2 separate regions of the Homo sapiens genome follow, and region 2 is linked to region 1. The links are chromatin loops, found by intact Hi-C in ENCODE. Cell type or tissue: gastrocnemius medialis. All regions are shown on one strand. Each heading gives the region's core, and the rest is flanking DNA. Links, peaks and the distances in the headings are about the cores only.

What was found. Hi-C counts contacts between places; a loop is a spot of excess contacts. Peaks named below come from ENCODE experiments on the same cell type or tissue, not always from the same donor. Only the 100,000 strongest peaks of a DNase experiment are listed, where the experiment ranks them.
Region 2: it touches region 1 in a loop (2.1-fold over the local background); 16 of 110 quality-filtered maps call a loop at or near these places.

The regions. Positions count from the first base shown.
Region 1 is chr1:117,890,404-117,901,491 of GRCh38, reverse strand. It overlaps GDAP2 (ganglioside induced differentiation associated protein 2), which reads left to right. Exons shown (of 14, transcript NM_017686.4): 7 at 2,276-2,435; 8 at 4,503-4,659. Among named protein-coding and RNA genes, the nearest start is that of GDAP2, 34 kb to the left of the region's middle. In gastrocnemius medialis, for the core only: a CTCF peak has its summit at 5,789 (motif pointing right); no DNase peak of the experiment used is centred there; H3K27ac peaks cover 981 bases.
Region 2 is chr1:117,816,087-117,827,174 of GRCh38, reverse strand. It overlaps LOC105378929 (a long non-coding RNA gene), which reads left to right and starts at 5,374. Exons shown (of 3, transcript XR_947744.3): 1 at 5,374-6,375; 2 at 9,280-9,894; 3 at 10,381-11,088. In gastrocnemius medialis, for the core only: no CTCF peak of the experiment used is centred there; DNase peaks (open chromatin) are centred at 1,584, 5,234 and 5,964; H3K27ac peaks cover 5,313 bases.

The sequences.
Region 1 (11,088 bases), core at 1,954-9,953:
TAGATAGTTAATTGGAATGTAAAAATGGCACAACTACTTTGGAAAACAGTCTGGCAGTTCATGAAAAAGTTAAACATAGAGTTACCCTATAATGCAGCAGTTTGACTGTTAGGTGTATACAGAAGAGAATTGAAAACATAAGTCCACACAAAAACTTGTACACAAATATCTGTAGTAGCATTATTTATAATTGCCAAAAAGTAGAAACAACTGAAATGTCATCAGCAGATAAATTGATTAAAAAAAAATGTGGTGTGTGTATGTGTGCGTGCATGTGTGTTAGAATATTATTCAGCCGTAAAAAAGGAATGAAGTACTGATACATGCTACAACATGGGTGAACCTTGAAAACATCATGCTAAATGAAAGAAACCAGACACAAAATGCCACATACTGTATTCCATTTTTATTTTTATTTATTATTTATTTTTTGAGACGGAGTCTCACCCTGTTACCCAGGCTGGAGTAGAGTGGCACGATCTCGGCTCACTACAACCTCCAAATCCCAGGTTCAAGCCGTTCTCTTGCCTCAGCCTCCCAAGTAGCTGGGACTACAGGCACCCGCTACCACCCCCTGCTAATTTTTTGTATTTTTAGTAGAGACGGGGTTTCACTGTGTTAGCCAGGATGGTCTTGATCTCCTGACTTCGTGATCTGTCCGCCTCGGCCTCCCTAAGTGCTGGGATTATAGGCGTGAGCCACCGTGCCCGGCCTTTTTTTTTTTTTTTGAGATGGAGTCTCACTCTGTCACCAGGCTGGAGTGCAGTGGCGCAATCTCGCTCACTGCAACCTCCACCTCCCGGGTTCAAGTGATTCCCCTGCCTCAGCCTCCCGAGTAGCTGGGACTATAGGCACGCGCCACCACGCCTGGGTAATTTTTTATATTTTAGTAGAGACGGGGTTTCACCATGTTGGTCAGGTTGATATCAATCTCCTGACCTCGTGATACCTCCACCTCAGCCTCCTAGAATGCTGTGATTACAGGCATGAGCCACTGTGCCTGGCCCTGTATTCCATTTTTATGAAATGTCCAAAAATAGGCAAATTCATAGTGACAGAAAGATTAGTAATTGCCAGGTGTGGGAGAGGGAGGAATGGTGAATGATTTCTGATGGGTTTTAGAGTGATGAAAATGTTCTGGAATTAAATAGTGGTGGTGATTGTACCCCCTTGTACCCCCTTTGTGAATACTGTCTGTGAAAAACCACTGAAACTGGGTATGGTGGTGTACACCTGTAATCCCAGCTACTTGGGAAGTTGAGATGGGAAAAATGCTTGAGTCCAGGAGTTTGAGAACAGCCTGGGCAGCATAGCAACACCTCATCTCAAAAAAGAAAACGAAAACAAACACTGAATTTTGTACTTTAAAAGGGTGAATTTTATGGTATGTGAATTCTGTCTCAGTTTTTTTTTAAAGATTGTATCTCAGTTTTTTTATAAAGGCTATAAAGATGATGTCTGCAATCTTATATATGTATTTAAAAGATGATGCAATACTATGGGCAACACAATATGAAAATGAAAGAAAATGATTTCTTGAATGATTTCATTGTCCTAGGTGATTCCATAATTTTTTTGTTACTATTTTATTTCAGTCTTTTTTAGTATAGTTTGTAATAATTGATGAGTAATTCTAGGTAATGAGAAAACAATTCCTAGGAAGATGAAAATGCAAAATGCTTCAAGATATAGGACAAATAAGAGCACTACATGCCTTTAATGTATTGCAGATTTATTAGTCCAGTGGACCAATCGATATGGGAATTACAAGATAAGATGAGTTTTATTCTGTTTGGTTTTTTTTAAGTAAAATTCATCTTTTTTCTTTGAAAAAAACTTTTAAGAAAGAATAAACATCATGAAAGAGAAATCCTTCACAAACAACTCAGAAGCTAAACATGGTTGAACGGACCCTGATGGCACACTGAGGGTTAAGGAAGTAGCTAGCATCTGAGCCAAGTCTTGAGAGACTGGTATCATTAGGAAGTGAAGGTACGGATGGGGACAGGAGTGGCAGGACTTATGCATTCCAGGTTCAGTGACCTGGAATTGTTAGGATGGGCATCACATTTAACTTGGCTAGATAACAATATCCTTATCTTTAACACAAAAGCTGATTGAGGGTTTCAGACAGTATCGAGTCTGAGCTCAGAAGTGGTAAAGTCTTTATTCTTGATGGAGGTTGTCTTCACAGTGTATGAACAGCACTAAGTACTGCTGAGGTCTTCTTTGTTTTGTTCTATTTTTCACAGAATGTCTTGCTTTTCTGACACAGGGTACTTACCAAAAGCTGCTACCTCTCTACTTCCCAAGGTCATTAAAAGAGGAGAATCGATCATTGCCCTACCTACCTGCAGATATTGGAAATGCAGAAGGGGAGCCTGTGGTACCTGAACGACAGATTAGAATAAGTGAGAAACCTGGTGCTCCAGAAGGTGAGTTCTAGAGCTCTAACTTTTTAAATCTCCCTCTTAGGGCCAAAAATAGGCACCAATCACCAAAGAAGTAAGAAATTCAGCTTGACCTTTGGAAAGCTCTCTATTACCATGACTACTATCAAGACCAGTTTAGAAGTTTTCAAGTTCTATTCTTGAAATTAAAAATAAAAGTATAGCTAGATAGATATACGTCAAGTCTGTGTTAGACAGTGGGGATTAAGAGGTGGCTATAACAACATTCTCACCCTAATGGAGGTTATAGTTTCATGCAGAACACTGTTGAGATAGTAAAGTACGTTATTGTCTAACATTTTAAACAGCTTTCAGTATCCTCTAAAAATCATACTTAACATTAAATACTAAGACAAGAATATTATAACCATTCATTTTGTTTCTTTGGGTTATATACTGTTGTAGGTTGGAGCAGTAGGTAGAACGTGTTAGGATGGGGGCCTTCTGAATCTGCTCTGTGTGACATCTTGTAGTGATGTTCATGTGTACATGTTTAAGGTCTTAAGTCCCTTCTGTGGAGATATGCCTCACAAGCTTCAGTGCTGGGACTGAGTCTTGAAATCCAGCAGTTTAGGGAATTACTGTGAAATTCCTAGAGTGAACATTTCTTTTAAAAATGAGCACCAAGCCAAAATCTTAGGAAGCAACTCAAGATTTTATCACAAGTACATAAACTTTAATCAACTGGAGGGAATTATAAGTGGTCTAACATCAGGAAATGTGAAATATCTGGAAACCAAACTTTGCTGAAGGGGTAGTCATGCACTTTGGGTGAGCCTCCAGTATAGTATATCCTTGAAATAATGCAAAGAGTTGTTTTGAAATCCTCATGCCTGTGACTACCATAGAATTTTTCTTTCATAAAATGCATTTAGTGTGATAATGAGTGGTGAACAGCAAAACCACTTTGAGTGCTGGACAGTAGATAAGACTAATTAATTTGCAAGAAGATTCTCTTCTGTCCACCATTCCCAGAGTGTTTTATTTGCATTCATATCTCAGAAAATACTTTTTGTGATAGATGTAGGCCTTAGCATTCTTAAATATTTTCAAGTAGAATGTTAAATCGTATCTCAGAAAATACTTTTATGTTATAGATATAGGCCGTAGTGTTCTTAAATATTTTCAAGCAGAATGTTAAATCTGTTAAAATATATATAACCAAGCTTTACTTGAGGGGTGTTTTTAATGAAAGCAGGCCCTTCCAATCTATTGGCCTGTCAGTTTGAGGAGCAGTGAAGTAGACGTGGGGAAACTCCAGCTGATTGTCCACCAGGTTGGAATTCAAGTGCTGGCATTGCCTTGGGAATTTCCCCATGGTACGACGTTTGTTTTGTTTTGTTTTTGCTTAACAGATCTACCAAGACAGTGAATACCACACTAAGAGATAATCTGTTCCCAAGAGACTGATTTCTACTAATCCAACTCACAGTGTTTGTATGGACAGATTAGAAAGTTAATTTATTAATTTGTAGTGAAAACTATAACTCTTATGGACCAAAATAACTAGGTTGGTATGACAGTGTAGAAAACCAGGATGCTAAATTATAACTGAAATATTTCTTAAGGAATGTGGATCATACTCTGTGATCCTGGTACATCCATGTTGGGATGTCACCTTACAGAAGAGCATTTATGCAATCAAATGCTTCCTCCTTCAACAGTGCTATATAAACCTTCCCAAATGCTTGTTTTTTATACTTCTTTTTTGTCAGATGCTGTGCAATGAGCCATCTTTAAAGCCAGATACAATCTATTTACTTCTGTCTTTTTGTGTGTGACTACATTCTACTCTTTTCTTCCTAGGGTTACACCCAGGTCACCCTGATTGGATTTCACATATTGCTAAAACCTTTGTCACACATGGACAGGCAGTTTCTTTCATTATTTCAGCTTTACAAATGCCTAAATCTGATTACAGTTTCATTCTCAAAAATAACCTTGACCCCAGTTTTTTGAGTTACCTCACTGTCATCCTTACTGCAGCATTCACAATGTTTACTATCTAGTTTTAGCATAAGCTCTCTATTGATAGTTGCATTTTTGTTACAGATAACCAAGAAGAGGAGGATGAAGGCTTGGGAGTTGATCTCTCTTTCATTGGCTCTCATGCTTTTGCTCGAATGGAAGGAGATATTGACAAGCAAAGAAAACTGATCCTTCAGGGACAATTATCAGAGGCAGCTCTGCAGAAGCAGCATCAAAGAAAGTAAGACAACCCTTCAGGACTGTTAGATACATAAGGACATCAGAAGCAAGAAAGGAACCTTGCATCTGATGCATGAGCTACGTGTATATATAATGCATTCCAATTTATTTTTCATGACAATCAGTGAGGAAGATATCGTCCTCATTTTGGAGGTGCAAAAACTCAAAGTTAAGAAAGTTATCAGTGGCCACAGTTAATATGTGGTGAAACCAGTGGTCAGATACATGTCTGATTTCAGAGCTCCTACCCTGTCTACTACAATAGTAATGCCTCCATGCGAGGTTTATATTCTAAAAGGAGAAATTAGAAAAGGGAAAGGCAGTTATAAAGCTTTTACTTAGCTCTACTATGTTTATAATTAAAGCATAATCTACAGTTGAATTAAATTTAAAAGAGCCTTATTTCTCCCTGACTTATCCGAAGGACCTTACAAGACATCCAAACCATTCCATTTCTTCCATATGTCTTCTAAAGCAATTTTGAAGGAATCCTTTTAAAAACATAGAAGCAGCTTTGTACTTTTGGGTAAGCTTTCCCAAAGATCAAGTCTTTGTAAAGCTGGCTGCTTTTCAAAAAAGTCTAAAGAAAATTAAAGTAAACAAACTATAAATGTCTACTATCCATTACCTTATAGGGTTGATGGAGGGTTAGCACCTCATAGGGTTTTTGTGAGCATTAAATGAGGTAATGTAATGAGCTTTAGCACAGAACCTGGTACTTGTCAAGCTCTTAAAATTGTTCACTGCTGTACTGAGCAAATCATGGCTTGTTTTATCTTTGAGCTTTGGTACTTGCCATTCCTTTTGAATGGGCTACTCTCATCCTTCAATTTCTGTCCAGATTTCAAAAGCAGTTGCCTCTGGAGACCTACCTCCCAAGTCTGGAACAGATGCCACCTCCTGTATGCTTTTTTCATACCCTGTACTCACCCAAAGCATAGCATAGCATTTTTCACGCTGTATTGTAATGATGTCTGCATGCTATCTGTCTCCACTGATAAAGTGGGAGTTGGACTACATGAACTCTCCAGTCACTTTCAGAACTAGTATTTTGTGTCTCCTCAATCCCAGGTCTTCCTTTATTCTGATTTTAATTTGAAAAACAAAAGCGTATGAGCCACTAGGGGGCACCAAGGAACAGCTTTTCCAAGTGAGGCAGTCACAGTCAAATGATACTTTCAGTGGTTTCTAAACTTGGCCATATGTGTAAGACTCATCTGATGGACATTTTTCATTAAATACGGTGCCTGGGCTCCTCACATTACTGGGATCTGGGACTTCTTTAGTATCGAGTCTCCTTTGCACTCTTAAAAATTGTTGAGGACCCCAGAGAGCTTTTGTTTTTATGGGTTGTATCTATCAATATTTATCACATGAGAAATTATTTATTTATTTTAAAATAACTTTTTTATTGAGAAAGATAGCAGTGTTTTTTTTTAATCTTGCAAATTGTTTAATGTTTGATTTAATGGAAGACAGCCAGATTGTCCTATCAGCATTCAAACTGCTGCAGTAAGTTGTTTTGACTAATGTATATGAAGAAAACCTGACCTCACTGAGATTTTAATTGGAAAATGGAGGAGTATTTTAACAGCCTTTTAAAATAATTGGGATATTCTTCTTTGATACTATACCAGAATTTGATAAATAGTAGTGTTTTAAAACATAGTTGTAATGCAGAATCTCAAACTGTATCCATGAATTTTTTTAATTCTATTATATTAAAATGTGGTGTTCTGTACTTTGGACAGATTTTATAATAGGAATGTATAGCATGACTTTATAACATGATACGTTAGCTTTTTGGAAAGTATTGATTCATTGAATTATTCAGAGCTCCAAGTATTGACACATTTCATTACACAGTATCAAAAAATTATATTTGTTAGTATCGATTGTATAGTATCACCAATCTCATCAGAAAAGTATTTAATATTAGGAACTGTCAAGCTTCTGATGACAATAAAAATGTTTCAAATATGTATATATTTAAAGCTCAAGTTTTATCATTGGCAACAAATACTGTTGATTATTTTTCTTGAAATGTCAGGGTCACTTTATTCATTTTTGGGAAAACACCTGCCACATATTCATGTTGAATAACTACAGTTTGCCAGTCATTCTTTGAAGTAAAAATGGTGTTGCATGAAAAAAAGCAACTAGTCCAGCTCACAACTCAATCAAATAGTGCTTTTCTTCAAGGCAACTTCACACTTCAATATGCAGAAGTACTTTATGTGTTCTTCCATTTTGTCTTCCATTAATTTAAAAAGATGGGTTCTCAAGAACTGATTTAATAAAATTAATAATCTTTACTTCTACATCGAAGACATTCTTAAATGCAGCTGGCCTTTTTTGTTTATTGGTGCCACTGCCTTGATTTGTGGTAAGGCTATTACCAGCTGTTTTTACCCATTAGTTGCTTTTGCACTATCAATGTAAATGTCTATGCAGTGAAAAATGCAAATAATGTTATTACAAAAATAGTTTTAAACTTACAGCCTCCTAAAGGCATTTCAGGATCTCTTTAAGAAAAAAATTGGCCAGACATGGTGGCTCATGCCTCTGTTCCCAACTACACAGGAGGCTGAGGAGCCCAGGAGGTGGTGGAGATTGCAGTGAGCTGTGATCACACCACTGCACTCCTGCCTGGGCGAAAGAGAGAGACCCTGTCTCAAAAAAAAAAAAAAATGTTATTGAGACTTATTTTTCTTTTTCATTCACATTCTCTCACAGTGTTCAATGGAGTTTTCTGGAGGCCACTCACTATGTGATATTACAGTAATTTAAATGCAGACGCACATATGAGAATCTAGCAGAAATTAAAGAGATTTGCAAGTTAAAAAATACAACTCTTCTCTAAATACAGCTTTTTTAAAAAAAGTTATGTTCACAAAATAGGTTTTTCATTGTTTTTAAATTAATGAATATTTTTTAAATTTCTCTGTTTTTATTTCTAATGAGAACTGGTAGATATAAATGACACAAACAAAAGATGTTTAAGGTCCTCAATAATTTATAAAAACATAAAAATGTCTGTGTTTTATATAGATATATTTTGGTCCTGAGACCAAAAAGTTTTAGAATTGATGGCTGTTTATTGAGGAGTTTATGATATAACTAAGCTATGTCAACTGTTTGCATGCTCAGCCGTATTTGAGATTGTAGGTTGTAGTTTTTAAAATTTCTTTCTCTTGATATTTCTAAATCGGGCTTTTATTTTCACATATTGAGTCTGGCTTCTGTTGATTATGTTAATTAATTAGGTTGAACAAATGTAAAAGTAAGTAGGTTTTTAGTTAGTAAATATCTTTTCAAAAGCCTTCAATTCTTCCATCAGTAGCGAAACTAAAGGTCACATGGATTGGCAATAGTTTTATGTCACTCCTTTCGTAGCACTGCCTTGTCACCTCAGTATCTCTTCAAAATAATTGTTTTTAACATGAAAAATTAGACGTGCTTTCTAATCCAGGTCTGTCATCCAGTTGTGATTCTGATTTGGGTGTATCATAAGGTAGACATTGGTTTACTTACCAAAATTAGGAAGCAACCTAGATACTCTTTTTCAAAAATACTGCTTTTGAAACTCTTCAAGTTATTTTACAGGAAGATTTCCTTTCCTTTTTTATTAGTATTACTTGACTGGCTTAAGATTCAATTGCCTGTGACTCTTATGTCATTTTTCTCAACAAAATCATTATCTTTTTCATTATTAAATACTTATTAAGCTTTTACTAATGTGCCAAATGTTGTGCTGGATACTACTGGTAATAAAGTGACAAGCAAGACAGATACAGCACCCGCCTGCATGGAGCTTAGGGTCTTGCAGAGGAGAAAAATGTTAAACTAATTAGTATATGAATAATTGTTTAAATTACTGTACAGGGTCAATAAGAGGATACAACAAAGATCTTAACTAAATCTAGGATGGGTCAATTGTATAAGGTCTGGGAAAGCATCTGCTAATTCCAAAGACAGAATTTTCCCTGGGCGATGATTATACACAGATGGGTTAGTTATTAGTCTTTTAAGAGTGATACAGTTTAAATTTTTTTTGTCATTCAGCTGCTGGCTGTACAGGTGGATGGTAATTTATTAACTGGAAGAAACTGGCTTATATTAGCTTTGTGAGAACAGTGTCCAACCTCAGTTGGTTGCAACCCATTGAGAAACTAATTAGTGTTTCTGCATTTAGAGCACTGTAGTGGCTATTTTTTTCTGCCATTTTGACATATTTTGTACGATTATTTATCCATGATTATTATATTTACTCATAAAATAATAGAAGTTTGTTTATTTGGAATAAGAAAGTACTCTATATAGGATATTTAGGAAATATCCTGTAGGAAACCCAGAAACTATTTTGAGTTCATATTTTCCTTTTAGCTTTGTTTTGATTTTTGGATTGGAACAAAAGATTGCATGTCTTCCTTTAAACAAAACAAAACACTATAGCAAAAAGTGAGGTGCTGTTTATAAGAAATGTAATAGAAAACATGAAATATTCTTTGAATAATGAAGTTTAGAAAAAAAGGAGGGTATTGTCTATTGAGTGAGAAGAGTAACAGTCTTTTTGCTTTTACTCTTTCTTCCCAACTGGTGATTTTTTTAAAATAATGACTAAATAATCAGACTTACACAATCTATAGTGGTAATGGCAGAGACTTAATTAGAATAAAGAAGAAACCTGATGAAGATTGCAATCATGAGTTGTTGCATGGTCCTTAGAAACCAGAACAGGACCAGTGTCTCAGCAGTGATTCTAACCTTTTAAAAATCATGAACCCTTTAAGAATCTGATGTAAACTATAAACTTCTCCCCACAAATATGTTCATAGAGATTTTGTCAACCAAAGTCTATCTTTAGATCTCAAGTTGTTAATCATCAATCAAGGTTTAAACATTTTAGAGTTTATACTAATTCTGTGTTCACACTATGGACAAATCAACTTTAGATAGATTAAGGACTTAAATTTTTAAAAATTCTGAAACCTGTGGAAGAAGTTAAGCTAGTATCCTTCAAACCTTAGAGAAAGGGAAGATTTTTTTAAAGACATGAAAAGCATTTACCACCAAAGAAAAAATAGTTTTGACTATATTAAAATTAAGAACTTTTGAAAGTAGAGCCAAGCTTAAACAAAGTAAAAAGCAAGTTACGGAATGGGGGCAGATATTCACAAAACACACAACAAATGATCAGCATCAAGAATGTGTAAAGAACTACAACTTGGTGAGAAACAATCAAATAACCCAATAAAAAATGGAAAAATGATAGGAACAGGCATCTCATAGAATCAAGTCAACATGAGCAGAATCTCAACCTCATTACTGACCAGAGAAATGCTTTACCATTTCTAACCTATCCAACTGGCAAACACTAAAACATCTAATAGTAGCAAGTGTTGGTGAGGACAGGGATTCACAGTCTCATATGCTTCTTATAGAAGTATAATTTGGTGCAATGCTTTGGAAAAGAGGTTTGTCCTTATCTCCTAAAATTAAACATTCCCTGTAACCTAGCACTTTCACTCATTGGTACCTACTCAAGAGCAATCATGCACATGTATACCAGGAGACACGCAAAACAAGTTGATTGTAGCCCTCTTCACAATAGCAAAACCCTGGAAACAGCCCAAGTGCCCATCAGTGAGAGAGTGAATGAAAAAAATCTATAGTTTTTATCTAGTATGAATACATGATATATACAGATTAAGTATGCCATATCCAAAATTCTTGGGACCAGAAGTGTTTCAGATTTCTGATTTGTTTGGATTTTGAAATATTTGTATCGTACTTACCAGTTGAACATCCCAAATCCCAAAAATCCGAAATGTTCCAGTGAGCATTTTTGTTTTAATTGTTATGTTGGCACTCAGAAAGTTTTGGATTTTGGAGCATTTCAGATTTTGTATTTTTGGATTTGGGATGCTCAACCTGTGATTGTCCAAATCAATCAACGACATTGAAATCCAGTGATACGGATGAATGTTAGCAATATGATAAGTCAAAAATGTAAGACCCAAGAGATTACATACAGCATGATAAGCTTTTTTAAATAGTTAGAAACAAACAAAAAATAATGTCTTACATTGACTACATGTAGATGAATTTAAAACAATATAAAAAGGAAAGCAATAAATGATTAACCTGGAATTCCAGATAACGGTGGGAAGTAGCACATGGTTAGATGAAGGTTATTGTGAAAGTGCTAATTTTTGTTATAGTGGTAGATTTTAGGGTGCTTATTACTTCATTAAAGATAAATAATTATATAACTAGTCTTCTAAGTGGACCATGCATATACCAGTTATGCGAGTGTTTTCAATTAAAGATGATGTATTCCATTTTGTACACCTGAGTTCCAGTTAAAAAAAATTTTTTTCAGAGTTCATTGAATATAGATAGATATAGATATAGATATAGAGATTGA
Region 2 (11,088 bases), core at 1,135-9,134, 73 kb after region 1:
GTGGGGGAGAAATTGACCCTTCATATGTTGTAACTGAGGCCTTACCAATGCTACAGGGAGTGCTGGAGCTGAGATGAGCCTTCAGAATTGTCTCCTACTAAAGCCAAGGGCCCAACCATTGTATCTCTGCATCAGGCAGTCATTGGCTATTGAGCCATGCCTGGGAGGGGCCTTAGTCTGGAGCCAGATAGTTCTCTGCCAAGGTCATTGCCTAGGAAGGGACACAGCTGTGAGCCATCAGCAGCTGGAGGCTTGTGCCTCAGCCCTGAAGTGGGGATCTGGACACAATATGAAAGTATTGTCCACAGAAGGCATTCCAGATTTGGGATGGTTGGGGCAGGGTCAGAAAAAATCACCTGCTGAAAGTAGAGACAGAAAACCCCAAGACACGATATCAAAAGAATCTGATCCTAAGAGAAAATGTGTTGCTCATAAGACTAAAATATTTATCATCTCTGCTAAATGCTCCAAAATCTAGTAAAGAAGATGATGGTATGTGCCAGAGCTTTCCAACAGATCTGTCAGGGCCAACTGATGAGCAACAATGAGTCACAGATGTGTGGGGATTTTTACTTCCTGTAGATCTCAGGGTGGCAGAACAGGACCTGGGATGGCTAGAATCCTTCTGTCAATTCATACACATATTGTTGCATGAGTGCATTATTTACAAAAAATTAGAAAGCCCTAGCTTATAAAAGAAGTTGTCATCTACCCAATTGTGCCCTATTATATCTGGCATCACAGATGGTCTGCATAAATACTCTCTAAACTGGTGGGTGACCTCAAGCACTGTGCCAGGGTGAGAGCCCTCAAATTCTGAGAACCAGTACTTTTTATTCAGAAACGTCTCCAGAGCGCAGAAAGGCAGTGAATCCAGCTACTCTAGAATGATGAAATAGCCTTATAAACAAGAACACTCTTGAAACTTTGCTCTGCTTTTGTCTACATCAAGAAAATCTCCTTTATATTTCAGCATCCCAAGTAAGATTATTTATCCTCAGGGGCACTCTCAGAAAAGGTTGGGCACTTATGATCCTACCTGATACCCTCATTGATAAGTCTGTATTCATTTGTCAATCAGGCTCTTACTTAGAGAATCAGCTCCCCATAGCCTTCTTATCTCTGAGGAACTTAAGGAATTAAGTTCCCAACCCAGCAAACCTGAGGGCCAACTCCTGGCTCATGGTGACCTTAGGCAATTTACTTTCCCGGCAGCATCATTTAATGATTTCCCTAAAGGAAACATCTCACACAGAAGGGACTAGCCATGGGGAGACCACTGTTTTGCCACTGGGTACCTGAAAACTTCATCTGTCCAGATCTGAGCAGGATAAAAAGGAGTTTGGAGTCAGACATCTGGTCAGTGAGGCTTTTGCTGGCTCCCTGTGAGAATAGCTGAATCCCTGTGGCACCAACACTTAGGTAGCATGCTCTGCAATCACTGGTCCTGGGGACAGACTAAGGGAAACGCTGAAAGCATACTCAGAGGGTCAGTTCAGATGGGAAAAGTAGCTTTCCTAAGGTTGTAGGGGACAAAGGCTGCTTCCCACAGAGCCTGCCTCAGGGGTTTGGAACCGGCCAGGGCAACAGGCCAGGTATTTCAAGCCTGTTGCAAGACCATCTGGGGAGACTGGATGGAGTTGGGATTTTGTTCCTGCACCCCATCTTCCCATTCTATCTCTCATCATTTTGTAGGGAAGAAACACTAGGTCTTCCCTGTGTGGTTGTGAGCTTTGACCCAAACCCTTGAGCTACCTGGCCCCAGAGCTGCCCCAGGATTAGATCTTAGGTGTATTTCAAACTGTTTTTGTCTTCCCACTGGGCTATGGGAAACATGGCCCTCTTGATTTACTTTCTGAGGAGAAAACTGAGAAGTAGTAGCGGACTGAATACCTAGCATCTCTACCAGAGGTTCCCACTTAGTGGCAGGAGAATTCCCCATGTACCTAACACGCATACAACAGTTTCATTCTGTAACACTAGAGAAAGGTGTGCTGGCCTCCTCTCATGTGATACCATGGGGTTTTCTCTGACAGAGCTCTGGGAAAGTCTGACCAATGTTTTACCTGACCTGCTGGACCAAGGCCACTGAACTGAGGGAAAAAGAAGTGGAAAGGGGAGAGAGCCAGATCTAACTATCGAAATTTAGCCTGAGTGCCTGTCTCCAAGGAAGGATTCTACTGGGACTGTTCAGCCAACTTCAGGGAGAGAGGTGTTGTCCCTATCTGGAGTCAGCCAGAGCCCACTCCCTAGTGCCTTGGAGCAGCCAACTGAACTCTGGTATTTGCTCTCACTGTGCTTTTATACTTTGCCAATCGGTTCCACCCTAGTCCTGCTGGGAGACAGAGCAGCCACTGCCAAAGACTTTGTCTTTCTTAACCACAGTCCCCATAGCATCCAAGGACCTCTGGCTCTGAGGTCCCACCAAATCCCTGGCTTCCCTGGGACAATGCCAGAGGAATGCTATCACTGACTTTGACACTGACATCACCACAAGTTGTTGCTCTCAGTTAAGGCAAAACTAGCTTCTATAACAATCTTCCATCTCTCAGTAGCATAAACACAGTAGATTTGTTTCTTGCTCATGTTAATCCCAATCAGGTACTCAATGGGTTGCCTCTCATGTGATAATTTGTGGACCGTGGGCCCAAACTCCTCCTGGTTGGAGGCCTAGCTATTTTCTTGAGTCTTGGGGTCCTTTGCCTTTAGCTGGAAGACAAGAAGAGAGAAGGTAGAGGAGACATACCCACTTCTTAATCAGTTTGGTCTGGAGGTGACACTCATCATTTCTGCTTACCTCCCTGAGATGGGGACTAGTCTACTTAGTCCATGTGGCTCTACCCAGACACAAGGGGAGTTAAAGAGTGTAGCTCCTGGCCAGAGCACCCTCTGCAAGACCTCATTATGAGAATGGAGCACAGACCTCAGAGCACAGAGAAGTGATGCCTGGCAGTGGCAAACCAAAGAAACTGAGGAAATGGGATACATTACTGGGTGTGAGTGTGAGAAAAGACATGGAACTATAGGGAAGCTAGAGTTACAAAAGCTCCAAGAGAAGGAACAAAGATGAGGAGAGCCACCTAAGTTGGAGCTCTGGAAGAAGGAGAAAAGGTTGGAGCAGCTGCTATAAGATGTGAGACTTTAGAAAGAGACTACATACAATTATTGCTAACTGTTGTATGGTATGATTTCTCCCCTGTCAAGCTCCAGTGAAGGTTTTGGGGTATGAAAGGACAGAGGACAACCTAGGGTTATTGAATTTAAATAGTTTAAAATCAATAGCTATTTTAAAATTAGATAGTGGTGGTGGTTGAACACCTTTGTGAATATACTAAAAGCTACTAAATTATACATTTTAAAGGATGAATTTTATGGTATGTGGATTATATATGAATAAAAAATCGTATGAGAAAATGATAGCTACCATTTCTGGATGCTTCTTTTGTGCCAGGTACTTTACACATTTTGATAATCTCAAATTCTTAGTTTAACTGAAAGGTAGGTATGAATGTCTCTGTTTTATAGATGAAGAAACTGAGATTCACTGAGGTTAAATGACCCAATGTCACACAAATGGTAGAGCCAGAATTCACACCCAACTCTGCCTGGCTCTGAAGCTGGCTGGCATTCTCTCCACTGCCCCTTGTGGCTCCCCAACAATAATCACTGTCTGTATTGAGCACCAGATACTGAGCACTTTGACTATAAAACTCAAATTCCCTCAGCAATCCTGGGAAGTTAACAATATTCTTGACTTTATAAATGAGGTTACCAATGCTTGGAATTGTCAATAATTGCCACAAACTCAGCTACTAAGTGGCAATGCCAGTAGCTGATTTCAAATCCTTTCTGATTTCAAAGCCCTTCAACACGCTTTCTTTTGGGAGTCCATCAGCACTCCTCTATTTACAGTGGCAAACACATTTCTCTCTATCTTCTTAACAAACCTTGCTTTTCACTGCCTGATTCAATTCAGCTCACTTTATGGAGTGCTTTTTAAGTGATAAGTATTAGGCTACGATGGCTAGTCATTGCTTCTTCACTAGTTGAGGTCCATCTCCTTTTTCAAAGTTGGATTCAAAGGTCCTTTCTCTATGAAGTTTTTTCTACCCAACTGTGTTCACATTTATTCCTTAAACAGGAAGATGATTGATTTGATTATACCTATGCTACTCAAAGTGTAGTTTTTGAATGAGTCTAGTCTGAGATGGTTGTTGTCAGTTCATGCAAGATAAGTAAAGAAATGGAGTGTAAGTATTTAGAAACTATCATAGCAATTTAATATTGCTATAATATCCAACTGCATAATCAGCAGGCTCATATTTTGTCTTTTTCATTTTTCTAGTAATTTATTTTTATTGTATTTTACAAAAGAATCAGTCTGCCACAGATTGGAAATTCTTTTAAAAAACAATCCTGTACCACAAATAATTTGAGAAACACTGATCTACAAATGGCAAATATAGGCCAAGTCTGGCCCACCACTTAATTTTGCAAATAAAATGTTATTAAAACACAGTCACAGCCACTTATTTACATATGGTGTATGATTGCTTCCATGCTATAATGGCAGCATTGAGTAGTTGTGACAGAGACCACATAGCCCACAAAGTCTAAAATATTTGTTTTCTGGACCTTTAAGGAAAAGGTTTACTGACATCTGATCTAGACCACTTGTTCTCAATCATGATTACACTTCAGGAATTCCTGGGAGACATTTTAAAAATACCGATGGCTGGGTTCTGTTCCCGGGGATTCTGATTTCATTGGTTTATGGTGCAGCCAGTGCAGGTCATTTTAATGTTCAGCAAAGTTTTAAACCACTGATTTAGATCAGTAACTTTCAACTTTGGCCTGGAATCAGAATCACTGAGGATGCCAGGGATTCACTCTCAACCTACTGTATCAGAATTCTGGGAAGTGGGGCCCAGGCATGCTTGAATGTGTTTTTGTTAAGTAAATCCTCTGCAGGTAATTGAGATGTTTAATAGGGATTGAGAGACACTGGTATCAACCCAAGAGCAATGATTTTTAAAACTGTTACATATATCTAAATTACATGAAGAGGGTGCTAAGAATACAGACTACCAAGCCCCACATCGAGTGAGTCTAATTCAGCAGGTCTCAGAGAGATGTGACCCAGGAATGTGTATTTTTAGCAAGCTGTAAGAAACATGGCTGTGCTGCAGCCAAGCAGGCACAGGCTGAGGTAAACATCCTGCATGACTCAGCAGGATTGGAGTGCAGGCACACATTCTCATGCCTTATATAATCACAGCTATCTAAACATAACATAGAGAAGCTCATGACCTGGCTCTCAGCCACTATTGTTTGTAAGGTGTATAAATGTAACACTGACACTGAGAAAGAGCTGCTAAATAAAGCCATATCTCATCTACCTGCTGTCTCTCGAGTGTTCTTCTAGCTCCCTGCCCCCTATCCACCCACTCCCCTCAGACCTCAGCTGGGGCTCGAACCTGACAATTGGCATAGTCAGCAGGATGAGGTGAGTGGGTCTTCATTCCTTGAGGCTTCCAGGTCAGCTCTGTGGCCACAGCACGGGCTGTGGTACCCAGTGGCAGAGGTGCTGCTTGGATGGGCCCCAGTGGAAACATAGGAGGCAGTGGACTGGTCTCCCACGAGTGTGGAGAAGGCACTGGAGCAGCTGGAAGCACACAGCTTCAAGAAGGAATGCACTTTTGCCGGCAGAGTCGATGGGCATTTCTGACTGCACTGTGTGAAGTATATACTCAGTCCTTGCAGGACACAGTGCAGGTAAGGGATCTTCAGACACAAGCTAAGTGCCTGGGGGCCAAAATGCACAGCTTGTAGTACAGCCTGGGGATGAAGGACTTCCAGGCTCAAGCAGGGTGCTTAGAGGCCCAGATAAACAGCCTGGAACAGGAGTTAGCAACAGCTGTTAGTGCGACCTGAGCCCATCCTCCCAGCCGGACACTCTCATTGGGTCTGATGCCGAGGAGGAGGAGGCTCTTCTGCTGCTGGCTTGCCCCATGATCCATCAGAAGTAGAACGCAAGCAGCCAATGGAGCCCCAGGGGAGAGCCCAGGGACTCCCACAGTGGTGGAACACACCTCTTATAGTGCTTATAACCCCACTGAGTTGTGTGAGTTAGGTAAACGCGCCGGCAGCCCCTCCCTGCCTGGTTACTCCATCTTTGGGACAAAGGAACTGACAACATTCCCTGCTCCACCTCTGATAGAGAAGCTGGCTTCTATCACAACTCACCCCTCCCTTCATTAGTGGCTGCAGCTGTGCCAATGGTCAGCACAGGGACAAGATGACCACACTTTAATTGAGTGGCTAATGGGAGCCACATGGACTGTTTGGAATGATGCCAGAGAAATACCAGAAACTGTGAGTAAATGGCAATCATATACTGATTTGGTGCAGATACTCTAGGAGATGGGTATGCAGCAGGCTGTGTTTGATCTGAATACCTGGGGGCCAGATGATAAATGCTTTGCCTCCCACATGAGGGATCTGGTGCTGGGCTCAGCATCCCCAAACTCTTTTGGCTCTCTGGCCTCTGTTCTCACCCTATATGTGGGGCACCGTATACATGAAGTGACTACCGCTATGGCAGCCCTTGGGGAGGCAGAAGGCCATTGGCAGGACCAGGGACTCCATGCCATAAAGAAGGGAAAGTCCATGCTGTAAAGAAGGTCCACAGGTAACTATCCAAGGATATAACAAGGGGCCCAGTGGGTGACCCACAAGCCAATGTGGTTTGATTTACTTTCAGCTAGGGTTGCTCAAGAGACACTTGACGGGCAACCCAGTGAAATGCTGTTGGCTCTGTGGAGGCAATTTTCCCCAGAGCAACAATTCTGGAAAATGCCCAAGAAGGGGCAAAACAGTTGTTCAACCTAATCCTGTCTAGACACTGCAGCTCAAGGACTATTTGCAGACAGGCGAAGATATGGCACCTTTCTTGTTTGATTAGGGAACTGGCCAAGATGCCTGGCTTTGTGGGAGTTGGGGAGTGGATGACCAGAGGCCACATGTGGAGCTGGCAATCCACTGCTCCCCAACTAATGTACAGAGGGTCTTGGCACTGGTAGATACTGGTGCAGACTGCAGTCTAGTTTTTGGGAACCCGGGTAAGTTTCTGGGCAAAACTGTATTCATTGACAGTTATGGGGGCCAATCAGTAAAGGTGAAACCTGTCTCTGCATCTTGGCATTGGCCGCTTGGATCCCCACCTATACTCTGTGTATGTCTCTCCTATACGTGAATATTTTCTGGGGATGGACATTTTGCATGGTCTGGATTTACACCTCACGGCCAAAGAATTCAGACTCCAAGTTTGCATAGTAAAGCTGGTACTGCGTGGACATACACATCACCAGTCCCAAGCTCTGCCACAACCCTGATGGGTTACCTCCACTCATCAATACCATTTGCCAGGGGGGCATACAGAGATAACTAAGACTACTAAGAAGTTAGATGAGGTGTAAATAGTGCGTAGCATTGATCGCCCCTACAATTCCCTGGTATGGCTAGTCAGAAAGCCTGATGGAACTTGGCAGATGACAGTGGATGATTGGGAACTGAATAAGGTGACACCTCCTCTGCATGCAGCTGTACCCTCCATCATGGATTTGACAGACCACTTGACAATGGAACTAGGACAGTACCACTTTGTGGTGGACTTAGCTAATGCATTCTTCTTCATTGACATTGCTCCAGAGAGCCAGGAATAGTTTGCCTTCACATGAGAAGGATGACAATGGACTTTTACCATACTGCCGCAGGACTATGTGCATAGCCCCACCATTTGTCGTGGTCTTGTTGCCATGGAATTAGCTGCCTGGAAATGTCCAAAAGGGGTCCTCCTGTTTCATTACATTGATGATATTATGTTAACCTCTGATTCTCTTGCAGATTTAAAAGTGGCAGTGCCCCTCTTGTGGCAACATTTGGCAGCATGTGGTTGGGCCATCAACAAATCCAAGGTCCAATGGCCTGGATTATCTGCGAAATTCTTAGGAGTTATTTGGTTGAGTAAGACAAAGGCCATACCAGAGGCCATCATTGAGAAAATCCAGGCATACCCCCGACCCACCACGATGAAGCAGCTGCAGACTTTTGTAGGCCTCTTGGAGTATTGGCGGCCATTTGTGCCCCATTTGGCTCAAATGATAAAACCATTGTATGGGTTATCAAAAAAAGGGGCTACCTGGGATTGGGATAATGAAGCTGGAACAGACCTTCTGGCCGCCAAGTGGGCCATTCAGCAAACACAGGCCTTACAAGTAATTGATCAGGGGTGCCCATTTGAACTTGATGTACATGTAACCACAGACGGTTTTGGCTGGGTCCTATGGCAGCGCATGGAGTGCTTTAGAACGCCAGTAGGTTTTTGGTCCCAGCTGTGGAAGGGAGCTGAGCTCCAGTACTCATTAATACAGAAGGAATTAGCTGCTGCATATGCTGCTCTTCAGGCTTATGAGACTGTGACGGATTGGGCTACAGTCATCGTGCAGATGAGTTACCCAATAGTCGGGTGGGTACATTCCTGAGTAGTGACCCTCCAGACTGGGACAGCACAGACAACCACTTTAGCGAAGCGGGGTGCCTACTTGGAACAGCAGAGTATGCTGACTACAACTCCCTTAGCAGCAGAGTTACAAGAAGCCTTGGGGCCTATAGTCCTAATGGAAGATAAGGCCATGGGGCCTGAGGCACCCCTAGACCCTGAGCCATCACTGTTAAAGAAAGGGTATCCTCTCGTTCCTGATGGGGCATGGTATACAGATGGGTCCAGCCAGGGTGCTGCTGCTGCCTGGACTGCTGTGGCAATCCAGCCGACACTGACACCATATAGTTTGATACTGGGTGTGGACAAAGCACCCAGTGGGCTGAACTCAGAGTGGTTGAGGATGGTGATTCCCAGAGAGGAGTCACCTATGATACTTTGCACCAATAGCTGGGGAGTCTATTGAGGTTTAACTTTATGGTTGACTACCTGCAAGTTACAGAATTGGCTTGTAGGCCATCAGCCCATTTGGGGACAAACTATGTGGCAAGACCTCTGGGAAACAGGTCATCAGAAAGATGTAACTATCTATCACATGTCAGCCCATATGTCTTTGGTCACTCTGGTAATGATGAGGCAGATGCCTTGGCCAAGGTCAGGTGGTTAGAGTTGGCACCTATATGAGATGTAGCCTTGTGGCTACACAGGAAACTGGGACAAGCGGGGGTTAACTGATGCAACAGGTCAATAGGTGCTGGCATCTGTCTTTGCCCTCACAGGACATTTTGGAGGCCTGCCAGAAGTGCCCAGCATGTGCTCAAGCATACCTGAGACAAAGACAACTGCCCAATGTGACACAACAAGTGACAGTAGGGCAGATGCCCTTGACCAGATGGCAAATAGATTACGCTGAGCCACTGCCAAAATTGCAGGGCTACACATATGCGCTGATGGCTGCAGACATAGCCACCGGCTTGTTGCTCATCTACCCTTGCAGGTTGGCCAACCAGCAACACAGCATTCGAGCCCTGCAACACTTAAGTGCCTTATATGGCCTTCCTCTGGCCATCAAAAGTGATAGGGGAACACATTTTACTGGACATCAAATACGACAGTGAGCACAGCAGATGGACATACAATGGGAGTTCCATGTTCCTTATAACCCACAAGCCGCTGGCATGATTGAGCAATATAACAGACTCCTGAAGAACAGGTTATGTTTGCATGTTACTTCCCCATCCTTGGGGGCTGGAGTTCCAGGTTGGACCTGGTGCTTCAAATCTTGAATAAGTGGCCACAGAAAGGCAGCCCAGCCCCGGTGGAGGCACTGTTACACCAGCCCGCTGCCCCCATCCTGCTACAGATACACACCAAGAATGACCTCCTCCGACCAGGTATGGGGACAAATGGTAATCTGTTGTTGCCTGCTCTGGTGCCCCTGAAGGGAGGGGAACAGAAAACCTGGTGTTGGCCATGGACCCTCCAAGCCCTCCATTACAGATGATTGGCTATTGTAGCCCCCTTAGGGGAGGGCATGCAGTATGACTTACATGTGACTCCTTGGGTATTTAATGTGTGGCCTTCATGATTGACCATTGGTAGGGGAAAAGTAGGGAAGGGACCCTCCTCTGGGGAACATATGTATGGCCTATTATGTGTGGCCTATTATGTCTGTGTGGCCTATTATGATCTCCCCTGTGACTTTAACACAGCTACGAGACCCAAAAGAACCATGGGGAGCTAAGAAGGTGTGGTATCATCAGCCAGGGCAGAAGTCCTTGATGGTTGCATTGTTATCCAGAGATAAAAAGTTGGCCTGTATTTTGCCTGAGTGATGTGATTTACCGCTATAGGTACCGGTTCCTGCTTTGTCATTTCAGCTGTAGGTTGGCATGCTCCAACAACATCATGGACTGGGCCCACACCTACACCGAGTTGACCAATGTCTCCAACTGTTGGATCTGCACCGCCCTTCCAGCAGCAGCTGCAGACAGCTTGCCCTGGCTTGTGCATCCAGCTTCTGTGCAGAACCGGACATTGCTAAAGACTTGGGGTCCCACGGACAATGGGTGGGATGCAACATGGAGGCTTTGGATAGGGGGTGTCACAAAACCCATGGCAAGCTTGCCCCCTGGCTGACTCATAACGTCCATGAGGGCTGGCTAATGGGAGAACACATGGTGCCCCCATTGCAGGTATCACGATGTATAGAGCAACACTGGGGTAAAGTCATTCTGGGATGGCTGCTGGCTGAGGCCTGTGCAAATGTAACACATGCCACACACCTTGCCAAGACCAGGCCCCCATGGACTTTGTAGCCCCTGGGAGTTTATGGGTCTGTGAGAACACAGGATGGCCATATCATGCCAGCCAACTGGACTGGACGTTGTACCTGGGGGTGACCTTATATGCCTGCCACTGTGCTCCCACATTGCCTAGTTGCCCGCATAAGTGGGAGGTGCTGCGTTTCTGCTTTTTGTGAGTGTGGCGGGCCCCCTGGTGGTTCTATCGCTTAGCAATAACTATCCCTGGGGTAAGTGTCATCACTGTAGAAATGTAGGTTACAGCCTTTGCAGAGCACGCAGCTT